Linked DNA regions of Homo sapiens: region 2 is linked to region 1. The links are chromatin loops, found by intact Hi-C in ENCODE. Cell type or tissue: IMR-90. All regions are shown on one strand. Links, peaks and the distances in the headings refer to the core of each region. The heading gives the core; the rest is flanking DNA.

The links. Hi-C counts contacts between places; a loop is a spot of excess contacts. Peaks named below come from ENCODE experiments on the same cell type or tissue, not always from the same donor. Only the 100,000 strongest peaks of a DNase experiment are listed, where the experiment ranks them.
Region 2: a loop joins it to region 1, with 4 times the contacts of the local background. A loop is called at or near these places in 1 of 110 quality-filtered maps.

The regions. Positions count from the first base shown.
Region 1 is chr11:28,227,055-28,229,554 of GRCh38, forward strand. All of the region lies in intron 4 of METTL15 (methyltransferase 15, mitochondrial 12S rRNA N4-cytidine), which reads left to right. Among named protein-coding and RNA genes, the nearest start is that of METTL15, 120 kb to the left of the region's middle. In IMR-90, for the core only: no CTCF peak of the experiment used is centred there; a DNase peak (open chromatin) is centred at 1,377.
Region 2 is chr11:27,712,639-27,721,349 of GRCh38, forward strand. It overlaps a transcript of BDNF not described here. Among named protein-coding and RNA genes, the nearest start is that of BDNF, 17 kb to the left of the region's middle. In IMR-90, for the core only: CTCF peaks have their summits at 4,413 and 4,910; a DNase peak (open chromatin) is centred at 4,403; H3K4me3 peaks cover 301 bases; H3K27ac peaks cover 494 bases.

The DNA of each region.
Region 1 (2,500 bases), core at 1-2,500:
ATATAACCTTCGCTCAGGAGATGTTAGCCTTGTAAGCTGAAGCTGTTTTTTTGAGGAGGTAAAACTTGACTCTAGTCTACCAAACATAGTTCCGAGGCTTGAGGAATATATGTTTATTCCATAAACATGTATTATACCAACTACTTTTCAGGCAATCTACTAGTTTTGACGGTTCCAGAGGGATTAAGACCTATAGTCTGTGACTTCATAGAGTTTACAATGTAAGCAGAAATTAGACAGAAAACAGATAATTTTACAACTAATTATTTAATTAAAATTGTGATCATGGCTATGAATGAGTAGCGTATGATCTCAGGAATATGATATCAGGATCTAATCTAGTTTAGAACATCTAGGAAGACTTCCAGAGTATTTGAATTCAATTTAGAACATGAAAGATCAATGATAGTTAGCTGGGTGAAGGAGGGAGGGCTATTCTGGCAAGAGAGAGAATTGAAGTGTTGAAAAGAGAATATTCGAAGATCTTTGGCAGAAATGAGAATGGCATATTGAAAGAACTGTAATGTGAATGGATGATAGAAAGGGAGAGGAATGACAGAGTGGTAAGTTAGGGCTAGGCTATACAGGAACTTGTTAGGGATTTTGGACTTCACCTTAAGAACAAAGGGAAAGCACCAAAGTTTTTGAAACAGGGAACTGACATGATCATATTTGCACTTTTAAAAGAATAGTCTTCTTGTTTCTGTGAAGAATGAGTAGGAGGAGGGCAAAATTGGAAAGGATTCAGTGAGATCAATTAGAAGGCTAGGAATTGCTGCTGTATCTGAAAGCTGAGGATAGTTGGGCCTAGATTTTTGTTTCCTGATCATTCTATTAGAAATTCTACTTTGCTTTAATGATCTCTGGCTTCCCGTTTTAATGATATTCTAAATAATTAAAACAATTTATTCCAAGATAAAAGTATGTTTTGTGTTTATAGGTGAAACTGAAGTTAATATTGTGACACTAAATTTTGTAAGACCCTCAAGAATTCCCATTCTTCTGACTTAGCCAGTATAAGGAAGGAGACAAGGAATAAGTTCAGTCTTACCGTGTTCTCAAGTCCAGCAGTATATTTTTATTCTCACAGAAGACTTTCGGTAATTACCTTTTTCTCAGAATCTCCTCCCTTGTGTGTAATCAGTAAGGCTTTTTCATGTCTACCTCAAGGCTTATCTGCTTTAGTATCTGACTGCTCTTTTCCTTCTTTTCCATATAACTCTGGAACCAGACTGCTGAGCTTTTTCTTTTAACTTCAGCTCTGCTATTTACTCACTATAAAACTTTGAATAGGTTACTTAACCACTCTGCTACTCAGTTTTCTCATCTTTAAAAATGGAAATAATAACATTACATACTTCCTAGAAATGATAGGATTAGGCTTAGAACACTGTCTAGCATATCTTTTTAATGAGTCATGAAATCATTTTGTTGGGTCCTGATCAGAGTTTAATGGAATGGAATAAGAATATCATAGTACAGCATATGAAGTTAAATTAAGTATTGTTTCTAATGAAAGAATTTTATGTATACATATATACATATACATATATATGTATTGTAAGTTTCTGTGTATATGTGACTGCAGTTAAACCTTATTGTTGATGAAGTGTCTTGATCAAAATTTTTTGAAAACCACCATGCTATTTGACTACATTCCACATATATTGTTCATGTTGTATATTAAATATTCATTGAAGACAAAAACTATGTCTAACATGTCATATCCCTGCTTGGATATGTTATTTTTAAATTTTTAATTTTTTGCCAAAAACTTTGCAGACTTACAAGGTATCTGAAACTTCTTTATTTCTAGCTGGTTCCTCCCTCTTTGAACTCATCTGGATCTGGCTTATTTCAAATGTCCATCCCCACAGGTGAGAAAGTAGTTTAGATTTTAGAATCAAACAGTCTTGATTTAGAGTCTTAGTTCTGCCTCTTTCTAGCTATGAGATTTTTAGGTCAATGACTTAATCTTTCTATGTCTGTATTTTTATACCTTTAAAATGAGGTACTGTTAATACCTACCTCATGGGATGTTATGAATATTAAATAAGTTTATGCAATTTGTTTATCATAACATTGTTTAATAAATGTTAGTTATAATTGCTTTTAGAATTATCATGTAAGATAATACATAGTTATATTAATTATTATTGTCATTATGCTAAGATTTTGGAAACTTTCATTGGCATACACCAAGATGATGATTGGCAGTTATTTCCTGTCTTTACCTGCTTGGTTCCTTAATATGCACAGATAGAACTGTTTAAGATTTGAGGCCTGGGACACTGCATTCAACTTCCCTCACCTTGCAAAGTGCTCTGGCATCTGCCTTTTGTTATAGACTTTCTCCCCTTGTCAGTGTAAATACTGAAGGCTATACCTGTGCAATGCTCTGAATATTGGTGTCTCCCCTAAATTCCTGTGTTGAAACCTAATAGTATTAAGAAATGAGACCTTTGGGGAAGTGATTAAGTTATGAGTGTTCTACCCTCAC
Region 2 (8,711 bases), core at 2,927-5,426, 510 kb before region 1:
CCAAGTAGCTGGGATTAAAGGTACATGCCACCACGCCCAGCTAATTTTTTTTTTTTGGTAAAGACAGGGTTTTGCCATGTTGGCCAGGCTGGTCTGGAACTCCTGACCTCAAGTGATCCACCCGCCTTGGCCTCCCAAAGTGCTGAGATTACAGGTGTGAGCCGTCGCGCCTGGCCCCATTTAGACATTTTTATGAGAAGGGTTTACATAAGCTTTACCAGACTGCCAAGAGAGTTGAGTCCATGGCATGAAAGTCATTACAGTGAGCAATTCTTTCTTTCTTTCTTTCTTTTTTTTTTTTTTTTTTTTGCCAGGCTGGAGTGCAATGGCATGATCTCGGCTTACTACAGCCTCTGTCTCCATGGTTCAAGTTAGTCTCCTACCTCAGCCTCCCAAGTAGCTGAGATTACAGGCATGAACCACTAATTTTTTGTATTTTTAGTAGAGACAGGGTTTTGCCATGTTGGCCAGGCTGGTCTGGAACTCCTGACCTCAAGTGATCCACTCACCTCGGCCTCCCAAAGTGTTGGGATTACAGGCGTTAGCCACCACACTGGGCATCAGAGCAATTCTTAAACATTGATTATGGAAGTTATTGGCAAGTAAGAAGTCCTTAGCGGAGGAGGAAGGTGAAAGCAGAAGAAATCATTGTTTCCTACTAAAGTAGCCAGAACAACAATGAGCATGGAAGGTAGAGAACAGTCAATTCAAGAGCCCCTGTATAATTAGAACTCCACTGTGACTTCCCTTTTTATTTCTCAATTTTTTCCCACATTCTCTTTCTTTTCTCTATTCACTCACACTGCAATGCCCTATCCCAAAGGCTTTGGATGTTTGTGACACCTTTCTGCAATCACCTAATTTGTGTATTTTTTCCCCACAGTAACCTTGTTACTTAGAGACAGGAGGTGGTTGATATATTTCCTTGAAGCGGGAGGAATCAATTCTAACTCCTTTTGGTACTGATGAGCATGGTGCTACAAGGAAATTTCTAGATAGCATAACATTATAACATTCACTCTGGGAACAAAGATCTCAGAGCATTTTCTGCCGCTATTTAGGAAAATTGTTGGATCACCTTTCCCAGGTTGCGAAGATTTTGGAGTGGATTTAACATTCACTCAAAGGTTAAAAACTTTGACAAAGTACATTTTACTTCCTGTAGTGGTCTGGGAAATGCCCAGAGTGGATCAAAATGTCCTATACAAGCTACAGCTTTCTCCCAGCTTCAGGCTGAATTCTTAAATCCAGAGGTTGCATGTTACTAAACTGCTGGTTTTTAGACACTAGACTTTAAAGATTTTTTATTTTTAAATTAATACTTTGTAATACATTTTGCCATTTGTCTAAAATAGAATTCAAGAATGATGTCTGTTATGCCTAGTGCATCAGAAGTTATTTTAAATATGACATCTTTATAAAAGTCAATAGCTGCCTCATCAAAGGGCAATCATGTCTAGTGTGGGTGGCTGTGCCAATTGTTTTTGAACTACTGCAGCAATCTAGCCAATCCCAGGGAATGGCTTGCAGTCTTTCTACACCCACATTTTTTTTCTTAATTATCTCCACCAGGCTGAGTTAGTTAAGGACAGATCTATAGCATTTCCTGGATGTCAAAATGCCCACACACCTTCTGCAATCCTTGGGCTACCTGCTTCCTTTCATGTTTCTTTTGGCTTGTCCATCTAATTATCTATTATCATGTGTATATAATGCATTATTCATGAGACCCAGGCAATTTCAGGATGTAATATTTTTGATTTTAAAAGGAAATGACCTGAAAAATTATAACTTCTGCTTGCACAAAGAAAATAAGCAGTAAATTTGATAGCAGGTCTTCCATCGCACCACCTGCTTTTAAAAATAATCCGCAGAAATTTGAGATCATTCTCTAAATTAAAACTTTCCTAGCCATCATTCCATAAATGAACAGGTTCAACACCTAGATTCCTTCTATTCTGGGTTCAAATATGTTACTTTGATTTTTTTCATGATATACTTCTTAACAAGTTAAAAATTTGCGGTACCCACCCAGAATTGTAAATCACCAAAGGTTAGGGTAACTTAGGCCTTAATTTCCCCTACACTGCAAGAAATAGTTATAGACTATATCTTTTATATCACTCAAACTTGGAACGGAAGTGGAATTTAGAGTTTATTCTGAGAACATCTCTTTTGTTTTATGTGTGAGGAAGCAGAGATCAAGAGTGACTGATTGACTTTTTTGGGTACTGACAAGCGGTTGGAAGTAAAGCCTAAACTCAGGCTTTTAATCTTATTCACTGTGTTCTCTTGAAAAAAGGAATCTTATGAGTCCAGAGGTCTGTCCCCTTCTAAGGATTGGAGCAAATAAAGAGACCAGTCTTTGTCTCTAGGCCACAAGATCCACCAAGATAGGGACCATTTGGTCTTGCTTGTTCTTGAATCTCCAGATTGTAATACAGTTCCTGGCACATAATGGCAAATTATGTGTTGCCAATTAATACTTACAAAATAAAATTATGAATGCTAGAGTCTCTATAGAAAGTATACCTTTTGGGCAAAATGGGAAATGATCAGCCAAGCTCATGATCCACATAAGTATCAGAACATCTACCAAGATAAACAAGTACCCAGTGTCCAAGACTGGGATGAAATTCCAGAGGATTGAAACAAAACAAGCCAGCATGAATTCATGTATCAGATATGAGCTGGGCTAAGTGACCTCTGAGAACCTTCCCAGAACCCAGATTCTATGATTCACAAGTAAAGGTAATGTACATCTTGGCTTTGGTTCTTCTTATTCTTTGTATTTGTTTTTTGGGGAATTAGCAACTATGACTTAGATGGTATGTCAACTAGAGGAAGAGTCCTGCTTTCTTTGAGTGTCTAACTGTGGGAGAGGGAAATACTGTCTTAGGAAGACTAGTTAAAACTTTCCATTAGGCCTGAAATTTTGAAAACTATTTGTAAAAAATGTTTTTAATTTAATTAAATAAATCAAAATAGGAGAAAATAATGCCTACAGCTCCCTCTGATGCCCTAGTGGAGTTTAAGGCAGCATGGTCTAGAGAGGAACAAACACAAATTTCCTTAAAATTTGAAGAAAGACTCTGAGTTAGTCTTTACATCTTACTGGCAGTGTAGTGTTAGATAATTCTGCACCTTACTTTCCTCATCTGTAAAAGGTGATTGGTGATTCCTACCTTACATGACTGATAAGGAAATCAAATGAAACCTATAGAGAGCTGTCAAAGTACTATATGAATCTAAAGTGTTATTACTAGGAAATACAAATAAAGTCTGCACTATAGCAGAAAAATCTCTTATAGGATTGTTTTATAATGTTGGAAAGAAAGCAGAAAAAAAATCCACCTGAATTTTTAAAAAGTCAGAATGAATACTCCAAAAATTGCCAAATGAGATTAGAGGCAGGGTTAAAGAATTCATCCTTCCCTCTCTGCACCATAGTGTTTTAAGGGTATTAATCTTTATGAAACACGTGTATCTTTCTCAAAAGACACTTGTTAAAGCAGCAGCTCTACATTCCAAAGTAAAAGAGGAAAGATGTCATATTTTTGAAATTATAATCACCTTTAAGCCAAAAAGGGGAAAAATTTTTTTGTTGAAAAATTTAATCTTTCTTTAAGACCTCTATTTCCATAGCACTCAATGATGGTAAGCTTTCACTAGATGCTAATGTTTATTTTTATTGCTAAGTAGTACGCAATGTTCTTGACATAGATTATGGCATGTAAATTTAAGAGACTCACTGCTTGTTAAATTCCCACTAGAAAACACACACAGAGACACACACGCCCATACACACACACACACAGACACACACACACACACACACACACACACAGCAGTAGCAGATCAGCAGAGAAAGACACCAGCCAAAGAAAGATAATTTGAGATACTTCTGAGGTAGCAGTTGTAAAATTAAAATAAGCAACTCATTAAATTATCCATAGAGTGAAAAGAAAGCTGCAAAAATAGATATTTTTCTGGCAAGTCAGTGCTTTTCAGAATAAATTTAGTTTTCAGCAGAGCTTTTAAATCTGATGATATCAGTTCATATTCATTAGAGTTATTTAAGTGGTTAGACTAGTTTGTCTAATTAAAACCAAAGAGTAGCTTTACTGGCCTTTGAGAGAAGTATATTTAATAAAAAATATGCTCAGTTAGACATCATTTTAACTGACAGATTGTAAGCAATATGATCGAGTGAATGTTACTTGAGCAAGTTTGAGCCTGGTCCCAAAATTACAGAATTACAAAATAAAAACCCTTTGTAAGTCATGCTTTAATGCTGGTTTTCCCTCATTTCTGTTTCTTGGCTGATTATCTATTTTGTGGTCATCCAGTCCCTTGCCTTCTCTCTCGCTCACTGCCTGATTTTGGAATGTTGTTTCTTACTAAAGCTTCCCCTAGAGGACAGGCCAGGAAAAGGAAAGAAACTAAATTCACCAGCTTCTCTTCTTATTAAGAATTTAGATCAGAAATCTGATAGGGAAAGAGTCTGGCAAATGAAAGGGGAAGCTTATTTATGTTGATTTTAGATCTTTAAAAGCCTTCTTTCCAATGTACATTAATAGACAATTGAAAAATAATATTTTATAAGCCAACTAATCACTTGCTTTTAAAATCCCCACTTACTACCTTGAGCATATACATTAGATTATGTTTTAAAATAACTAGTACTCTGGTTCAGTGAAATGAAAATGATATGTGCAAAGAGAATGTCATAATGATACCTCCCATTTATGGAGTGCCTGCTTCCCAGTTTGCAAAGCCCTTATATATATTCTCTTCTATCCTCCAAAAATTGCTGTGTTGTAGGTCTTACTATCAATGACACTGAAAAAGCTACTGGCAGGATGCTCATATTCTCATCTGAATCAATACTGGTATACTCCATTGGGGGAGCTAGACCAAGCTAAAATCTCACATACAGAAATATTAATATGCAAGACCAAGGGGTATAAAAGTAGGCTAGGTTACTGTTAATTTAATAGCATCTAGGTTAAAATTCTCTCTCTTTCCTCTTTCTTCCCTTCTTCTCTCCATCACCTTCTAGTCTTCTGACTGATTCCAAACAGGACAATTGAAATGTCTTGCCTTCATGCTGAAGAGCTCTTTGTAAATACACATAAACAGTGAATATCAGGTGCACCATTTTTAAAGTGCTATTCATTTCCACAACAGTTTAGGTGAAACCATGTCATCTTACAAGTTGAGTGTGTGTGTGTGTGTGTGTGTGTGTGTGTGTAGAGGATGACGTGACACTTTTGAGGTTTATTTAAGTTGTTAAAGACCTCAAGGTTACAAGACTTAGACTGTTAAGCATTTTTCCTCCCAGAGACACGAAATCTACAATTTTCTCGATTCAACTGTCAACTAAATTGGCAAGTCAACTAAAAGGATAATATTCCCTTAACGATGCATTCATTTGAAGCCCTAGCAACTGTATTAGGCAGCAGCGAGTATTCGCTAGCAAGGGATGGCGCGGGGAGAGGGAACTCTGCAATTTAGAGTGACAGATGATTTCTTTCCCATCCATCAAGCTGCCTCAAAATGTCACAATATTTACACCTCTTTCTTGGTGAATTAGAATCCAGAGACAAGCAGACAGAAAGAAAAAAATAATAATTCCGGCCGGTTGCCGCCTGATTGGAAAAAGCAAGCGTTGCACCTTTAAATTCTGCTCCTCCATTCCCCGTTCCGCACACCACCCCCCCCCGCCCCTCCCGGGATTTTGCAATAAATCTCCCAGTTCTGCGTTCAGCCCTGCAGATCCGTATTTAAAACAGCACCATCTGGGAAGGGTGGGTGGCGATGGTGATGCGGGCGCCTTGGAGTTCCTTTGCAGCACGCTTGGAATTGCATCAGACTGATCAGAAATCCCCCCGCCCCCAAGCTCAGCCCCTCCCGCCACGCTCCCCTGCCCGCCCCTCCCCTCCCCTCCCTTCGCGTAGATCTGACTGAGAAAACGACTGGATCTCGGAACAATCTGTGCCCCATTCGCTGCAGGCTTGCTCCGTAAACCCTGCCCTACGCTCCCTTTGTGTGCCGAGCAGCCTATCACCGTCATCTGATCCTAGCGCCTGTTTTTTATCTTTTCCTTCTGAATTTCCACAATATCCTCGCTTCGCCTATGAATCCACCTGCGCAGAGTTGGGATTCTTTCTTTCGTTCGTTAAAACAGTGGTCTTGAGTTTCGGAAACAGATTTTTCCTACGTTCCCCTCACCCCTACCCCAAGCTCTTGCCTTTTAATTAAGAAGAGCTGATCGGGGGAGGAGTCCAGAACGACCAAACCCTGGGGCGAAAACTGCCACCGGGCTTGGCTCTGTGGCCGGAACAAAAGGCCTGAGAAGGGGGTGGGGGTGAGGGTTATAGGAGTGTGGAGAGCCTGGTGGCCCCCGCCCAGGGGCGCCTAAGTCCCTGAGCTCCCTGAAGAGTGGCAAGAGGATAACGCAGCCGCGCGTTCCGGCAGTTCGCTGTCCCCCGGGGGTGCAGGCGGGGGCGGGAGAGGTAGAACACAGGTCTGGGCGGCTCCGCGCCGCTTCTATCTCACCCGCCAAGCCCCTCACCTCCACCCACCGCCAGTCCCCTGCCCACCCGGGTGGCGGCGGCGGCTCAGCGACTAGCCGGCCGCCCTCCACCGGCGCCTCCGGACGCAACCTCGCCCTGGCAGGGCGGTCTGCGCGTCCAGCTGATTGGTGGCTCTGTCCAGCCGCCGCACGGAGCTAAAAGTGTTCTTCTCCACCGCCTCCAGCCGCCCAGGCCCCCTCGCCCGGCCCGCTCTCTGGCTCTTCGGTCCGGAAAGGACCTTCTACTCCCAGGCGGAGGCTCCCCTTTCCCTGAGTTACCCCGACTGACTCGGACCTGGGCTCAGTGAGGCATCCGGCCCGGCTGGGGAGCGGAGCGCGGTCTCGGCAGCTCCCCTTCCCTTGAGAAAGCGGGAACCCTCTAAGCCAGCGCCCGAAACTCGCGGGGAGGGAGGACAGAAGGGAAAAAAAAAAGAAAACCCAGAAAGAAGCATCCAGCGAGGAGCGAGGGCGACGGAGAGGAAGAGATAGAATGAGGGAGGGATGGAGGCTGGAGGAGGGGGCGGGGTGGAAGAAGGGGGGCGGGAAGGAGGGAGGGAGGGGGAAAGAGAGGGAGGGAGGGATACAGAGAGAATGAATCCTTCTCACTAGAAGAGCTGAAATTACCTTGATTCATTTTTTTGTGTTGGAGGTTTAGCTTTACCTCCTTCCCTCTTCCCAACCTCCACCTCCTCTCCCCACCGCACACCACCTCCACCGCCTGATTCTAAATGCTACAAAGTCAAATTTTAGGAATTCGAATGTTTTGCAAAAGCTTCATAATTAGTAATGAATCTACTGTACACACACACACACACACCAGCAAAGAGAACGGAAAAGAGGGAGGTGAAGAGGAGAAAAAGAGAGATAAATCTTACATTTGAATCAGACATTTGCAGGTCCAAGTTAACTAAACTCATTATATCCGCAGGAAGACTGAGTTTCTTTTTTTTCTTTCTCCCTTTGCCCCAGGGTTCTCACCTAGGGCAATTCAAACTGGGCAAATACCAAGAAACAACCCCCTCTCATGCTCTCCCTCTACCTCCTCCCCTCCACCACGCGTCCTCTCCGGAAGACAGTATCAAAATAGCTCAAGAATTGGGGATGCAAGGGGTCCCCGCCCTGGTGCTTACCTTCTTTGCGGCTTACACCACCCCGGTGGCTAGATCCTGGAGATAAACACTTGCATTTCCCAAAGTTAACCCAGTATACCAACCCGGAGCTTGCCAAGAGTCTATTCCAGCCTACACCGCTAGGAAGCCAACTTCAGCGAGCTCAATGAGGGGACCAAACTGGGGCTCGCTTTCCAAACGCTCCGCTCCAAAATCTGACTCTCTCTCCAGCCCCGATCTCAGTGTGAGCCGAACCTCAGAAAAGACGCTTTTTAAGGGCGACACAGGGTTGGCTTTACAGCGGGGCCAAGAAGACTACCTGGGGGTACCGCCACCTCGGACAAATCCGTTGGCTCTGTCCAAGGTGCTGAATGGACTCCTATCGCCCGGATTACACACCCGGCACAGCAGGAGGAAAAGGCTTAAAAATCTCTAATTAAGTGATACTTGATATTGCTCTAGACGGTTTCTTCCACTTCCTTACGGTTTGTCACGTGCGGATGGCTTTGCCAAAGCCATCCTGTTAATAGTTGATCACATGTTGATGAGAACCTTTTCTTCTACGAGAGGATTACCCATTACCGGTGATATGCACTTCTGACTTATTTCTCTCCCCCCAACCCCACCCCCCATCTACACCTAAACTCCCAGTCTTTACCCCACCCTTACCCCCACTCCACCCCCTAACCCCAACCTCTAACAGCATTATTGTTTTTAGATGGAAATTAACCCCCTTGCAAATGTCAATTACATGCCCACATATAAATCATAGAATATGATCATACACCATACACATTAAGGAAAAGAATAGAATGCAAGACTGCTGAGAGACAAGCATCAGCCTTGAACAACCAATATAACACACACCCCCCCACCCAGCTCCAAGTTTGTTCCACGCAGTTCCACATAGCTGTGTCAAATCTCAAATGATTCCAATTAAAGTTGCACTGTGTAAAAACCCGATTCCCCTGGCCTGAGTAGCTGCTGTTCTTTGGCGTGTGAAGTGCTAGGAAGAGCCGTGATAT